Regions from separate parts of the Homo sapiens genome. Here region 2 is linked to region 1. The links are chromatin loops, found by intact Hi-C in ENCODE. Cell type or tissue: heart right ventricle. All regions are shown on one strand. Links, peaks and the distances in the headings refer to the core of each region. The heading gives the core; the rest is flanking DNA. Region 1 overlaps LRRFIP1 (LRR binding FLII interacting protein 1). Region 2 overlaps LRRFIP1 (LRR binding FLII interacting protein 1).

Region 1 (2,913 bases), core at 286-2,785:
AGCTGCCCACTGCAGGGTGAGAGCTCCTGAGCCACTCCTTGCTGCCCCGGCTTCCGTCCCCTTACCTGTCTTCCTTGTCCCTGTGACCCCAGCTCATCCTACCACAGTTCCCTTTAGTTGCTGGAAGACAAAAGGCTCACATGACATGAAATGTATTGTTACAATAGGTTTATCTCTGATTTAAACGTCTCCAACTTTAAAGTACCCAACCTATAAGCCAGTAAGAGAGCATCTATTCTGTGCCTTCCTGGGTTTCTGATGTGTGACAAGCAAATTAGCATTTGTGGGATCACGGATGTGCTCCGATTTGTTTTCTTAAGTGGAGTTGAAGTGTTTCAGAGCCTTAGCTGGTTTGAAGGCCTCTGGCTCTCAGATCTGTATGGCTGTGGCAGCTTATAACCACTATGGACACTTGTAGGATATGTGTGTAGTGCAGGTTATCACACGAGGGACACAAGTCCATGGGTCACTGCTTGGAAAGGGAACTTCTGGGATCATCAACGGTAATGGTCATTCGAAGCTGAAGGGGTTCCCTTGTTCAAAATCTCTGGACTCTTCATATGCAACAGGCCAGTTCTCCCCAGGGAGAACATAGCGCTCTTCAGATGAAATGCGAGGGATGGAATGGAACTTTCAAAGTAGGGGCTTGGGCTGCCCCACACAGCTGTTAGTGCCAGCAGCCTCTGTCATCTTCACGACCTCCGTGGGACTCCCAGGGAAAATATTTCTAAGTGAGGAGGAGGAGAGGGAGGAGGAGACCCTGCCGCTGAGGATGTTCCAGACGTTCGGAAAATGCCTGGCACGCTTCCATGTGCTTGCTTCTCGTAACGGCCCCACGGGGAGGAACAATCATGCTTTCTAGCTTAGACGCAGAAACTGAGGCAGGCAGGGGACGCAGCCTGCAGAGGTCCCATAGTCCTGAGCCACACAGCCAGAGCTGGGCCCAGGCAGGCAGGACCTGCCATCTGGGAGCGCTGTGACAGACATTCCTTAGACTGCCACCGAGTGCTGGCCCTGCAGGCGCTGTGTTGGGCACTTTCTATGTCTTAGTGCAGGTAAGTCTCAACAGCCTTGCAAAGTCTGTATTATCATCTGCACAGCACCAATGTGGAAACTGAGGCTCGGTGAGGCACGTACTGTAGTTGACACAGCTTCAATTCAGCTCAGCAGACCTCTGGCTCAGCATGATGGGCTGTCGGTGTTGCTGGCTCTGTCCTACCCCACCCCTGGCTTTCACAGAACAAATAAACATTTTCCCCTCCATCTTAAAATCACAGCCAGGAAGGGGCCTCCTAGTACATCTGGCCTAGGGCCGCTGCTCCCCAGCAGACCAATGTCATTATCTCAGGCTTGACCAGTGACCTGCCCAAGGCCACACAGCCAAGGGACACACCGAGGTGTCGGGGCACTGACGTCCCGGTGCAGGACGACCTCCTGTTGATCGACACTGCTTTCTGCCCTGCCAGCTGTGTTCTCATGACAGCAGATAGCTTTATTTGGGACATTTCAGACGTTTTCCTCTCTGCAAAATATCCAGTTGACAAATCATCATGAGAATATGCATTACGTTTTCCTTTCTAAAATTAGAACTATCTCCCACCATTTGTCAAATGCCCAAGAACACAGGAAAACTGACTCTTCCCAGCTGGTTTTCATTAGATGATATGGTGTCTAATATTCAAATCTGTCCAAAGACGGCCCCAATCTTTTGCCAGAAGTTGACTCAAGCTGATTCTCCCAAAAGCAACGTGCGAGGCTCTATGCCACGTGCACACATCCCACATTTGGGCGGAAATGGAGACCGGTCAGGCTTCTGCTACTCAGCCACTGTTTCCTAGGAATGAGCTCATGGAACAGCCGGTCCATGTTTAATGACACCGTTATTTTTACAGGGAGGAGTGTGGTTAAGCATTTACCCGGGGTGGAGGCATCACTGTGGTTCTGCTGAACTCCAGCTTTTAGCACTCACTCCTCTGCTCAACAAACCGTGACGGCCTCAACATCATACAAGAGAAAGCCCGGCAGGAAACTCCGTTTAGGGTTATCAAGCACCTGGTCAGGCATATTTCTTTAAAGACATGAGGAAGATATTCAGTTCCTAATCTAAACTGAAAAAAAATATTTGCAACAACTATGAAAAAGGTTAATAAGCAATCCACAAATCAGCAAGAAAATATCAACACTCACTCTAAGACACGTTTTGACGATTTGAAAAAGAACTTGAGATACCTAAGAATCAGTTAGCTGCCAGTTTTTAGCTGTCAAATTTACAAAGCTGAGATAATCACAGTACTTAATCCTGTGATGAACAAGACACTCTCAGACAACACAAATGCAAGTGTAAACTGATACACCCTTTCAGGAAAGCAAAGCTCCAGGTCCTTAACCGTGTTTGTAGGTTTGGGGTTTAAATTGCACTTCTAATATTCTAATTTAAGGAAATAATTTGAAGTAGAAAAACCTCACTCTTAAAGATGTTCACTGCAATGCTATTCACCGCAGTAAACAAACACAAAAGCCTCAGTGTCCAGCAATACGGAAGTGAGGACGTGATGGTGCATCCTCAAAGCCATATTTTGTGGCCATTAAAACATTTTTACAGAGCATTTGATACAAGAGTTACGCTTATTTCTTTCCTTAAAAAAAGGAGATTTTAAAAATGCGCTATTTAGAGACACATAATTGAGACTATGTTAAAAAAAAGTCACAGATAAAAGAATGGAGAAAAATAAACAAAATGTTAACAGGTATTGTGCTTGGTCAAGTATGAGGCATAATTTTTATTTTCTACTATTGCCTGAATTTTCCTTATTATTTTTCTATAATAAACATGTATTACGTTTAATATAATAAATATTTTCTTTCAGCAACAATTACCCTTGTTGCTGATTTCTTCATTTATTCAACAGAAAG
Region 2 (2,913 bases), core at 245-2,744, 59 kb before region 1:
ACCTAAACAAACACCAACAAGCCTTAGCAATTTTAGGGCTCTTAAACAATTTAGAAATTATGTTTATCAAGACCGATGCATGTTTGTAGAGAATGGGAAGGAACTCTGTTGTGTAAACATGTGGATTTGGATGAGACTCTGGATTTTCCTTCCAAGTCTAGTCCATGCCCAAGAAACCACCACAAAGTTTGCATGTACTCTTCAAAGTAGTTCTGTTTTCAGAAACTCTCAAGAATTCAAGAGCATTCTTCTAATTATTTTTTTCCTTTTGATTAATTCTAATTAGAAAATATACACAAAAACACGTCCTTTCATTGCAGCCAGCTGAATGCCACAATTCACATTCGAGCTGGTGTGGTCAAACGCAGCACACTGGAGTACATCTGAATGAAGGAGCTCATGTTAACTGCTGCTTTTCACGTCAATAACACAGCTACCCAAACAAAAATCCGTCAAACAGACACCGAAAGAGAAAAGTAGAGCTGAATCCACACACACAAGATTGCATGCTACAAAATCTGCGGTTTCTGAAGAGAATGTGAAAGATTTAAATGGAAACCAACCAACTTCTCCTCCCTGGATGATGACAAAGTAGAGAATCTGCTGTCACCGCTGTAGCTGGAATTCTGAGCACCAAAGAAGAAAACACGTTTAAGTGACAAGCACTTCCTTACGACTCCAAAAGCACCCCCATCCCATTCAAAAGGCGAACATGGAACAGCACAACCGAGCCAACACTAGGAGCCCAGGAACGCTAGTTTATCTAAAGACGCGAGGCACAAACAGTACAGCAGAGATTCTTAACAACTGGAGATTCTAAGCTGTATTTTCACCTTCAGTGTTTGTGTCTTGGTGATGCCAGGGGTGTATCTAGTACTGCTTTTCACAATCTCATATCCCTAGCACGATTCGTAATTACTGAGTTTCACACTGCGTTGTCAGTAAACTCCTTGTCTTATCTCCTTGGGTAACTAAAATTCCATTTATTGCAAAATTTTCAATCTTTCTTCAGCCCAGCCCGCCTGCGGGCTATAGCTCAGCCCTGGGGTGCCAGAAAGGTGGGTGGAGTGTGACAGCCTGCTGCCACCCGTCCACTGGAGAGCCCTTATCCACAGAGTGCAAATGCCCTGAAGGCCATCTTTACGTGTCTTGAGTATACATTTTTAAAATGTCGCATCCAGCCGGGTGCCATGGCTCATGCCTGTAATCCCAGCATTTTGGGAGGCCGAGGTGCGCAGATCACCTGAGGTCAGGAGTTCGAGACCAGCCTGGCCAGCAGGGTGAAACTCCATCTCTACTAAAAAATACAAAAAAAATTAGCCAGGTGTGGTAGTGGATGCCTGTAATCCAAGCTACTTGGGAGGCTGAGGCAGGAGAATCGCTCGAACCCAGGAGGCAGAGGTTGCAGTGAGCTGAGATAGCACCACTGCACTCCAGCCTGGGTGAGGGCACGAGACTTTGTCTCAAAAAATAAATAATTAAAGTGCATGCAATGCTAAATAGGTAAATAGGAATGAGCAAGTAAAAACAACTTGATCAGCTGGTTTCAGAAAGCTAAAGACGGCTTTGGTCGGGGAGAGGGAAGAAGGTCTGGGTGGGGTCACTCATTTGAAGCCCAAAAGTATAATTTAAGCATACACATGATATCTTAATATAACATAATTAAGATAAATGAAAAGAAATACTATTTTACACAATTAGGAATATTACTAAAAGAAAAAAATGAAGCATGAGAACAGGAAATTTTTAGACCATTTCACACAGAATGGACCTGTGGGATATCGTGAAGCTTAATGGAAATGTATCCAGTGTAACCTTCTAAAATCCCCAATGACCTCCTGTCCTTGATTAATCCAAAGCCCTCCCCACCCCCGCCCGGTCTCCCTAATGCCCCTGCCACTGGCACCACTCCCTCTCTCTCCCCCTAGAGCAGCACCCTTTCCTTCCACCAGCTCCTTCCTGCCTCCCACCCCTTAACTGGGAGCCTTCCAAGCATCTGCATTGTTTTATTCTCCTTTTCCTCTCCAGAAAAACACAGGTGCTTGTACACATGCCTTTAAGGTAAACATTAAAATTACAAATGACAGATGTGGAGACTGCGAAAATGTTGGATTTAGTATCTTTGAAAGCTGAATATACTTAATACACACATTATATACATACACCCAGGGGAATACAGTAATGAAAGAGTTAATCTTTAATTTCAGATCTTTTAAAACTTGAGATTCTTATCAATATCTACCCCTTATACTAACAATCAGAATGTTGGAGGGCTAACATTCTCAGAATGTTTGCTAGTTGAAAAACATTATCTTTCATTCCATCATGTGCTAGGAAAAAAAAGACAGACCGATTTTAAAATTTAAAAACAGCAAAGAAGCTAAATTTAAATTTAGCAATTAGTTTTTAGTTCTAGAAGCTTTGAAACAACCTATTTGAATTTTGAGCCATGCAAATTTACTATACTAACCCTGCCAGATCTTCTATTCAGGGACTGTGATCCATACAATTCTCCATCATAACCATTTGTCTGTTTCAATGAAGAAAAGAGAAAAACTGACATCAGTACACAAATGAATTCACAGGTACAAATCAGCAGGGACCAACCAGCCAGGTATAAGGTGACCTTTCTTGTGGAGCGGATGAATGACCAGTCCAGGACAGTACAAGTCCTGGCAGCTCCCAAACTGCATCCCTGCCGCCGTCTGCTCCCCCGCAGCTCAGGAGGGAACAGCAGTCAAGCTAACCAAGTCAGTAGGCTTCATGTCACATGCCACTCTTAGTTTTAAAGTGGCACCAAGTCCCTCCACGGGGTGGAACATTTGGGCTTGGTGTGGCCATTTCCTTGTCAGGCTGTTTCTGGTTTTATGGTGGCTCTGTGGACATTCTGCTTGCAAGAAGCCACATGCCAGG

Evidence for each region. Peaks named below come from ENCODE experiments on the same cell type or tissue, not always from the same donor. Only the 100,000 strongest peaks of a DNase experiment are listed, where the experiment ranks them.
Region 2: it touches region 1 in a loop (7-fold over the local background); 5 of 110 quality-filtered maps call a loop at or near these places.

The regions. Positions count from the first base shown.
Region 1 is chr2:237,668,739-237,671,651 of GRCh38, reverse strand. The region is part of intron 1 of LRRFIP1 (LRR binding FLII interacting protein 1); the gene reads right to left. Among named protein-coding and RNA genes, the nearest start is that of LRRFIP1, 43 kb to the right of the region's middle. In heart right ventricle, for the core only: no CTCF peak of the experiment used is centred there; DNase peaks (open chromatin) are centred at 802, 1,397 and 1,831; H3K27ac peaks cover 2,444 bases.
Region 2 is chr2:237,727,493-237,730,405 of GRCh38, reverse strand. It overlaps LRRFIP1 (LRR binding FLII interacting protein 1), which reads right to left. Exons shown (of 24, transcript NM_001137550.2): 8 at 2,471-2,530. Among named protein-coding and RNA genes, the nearest start is that of RBM44, 70 kb to the left of the region's middle. In heart right ventricle, for the core only: no CTCF peak of the experiment used is centred there; no DNase peak of the experiment used is centred there; H3K4me3 peaks cover 303 bases; H3K27ac peaks cover 2,364 bases.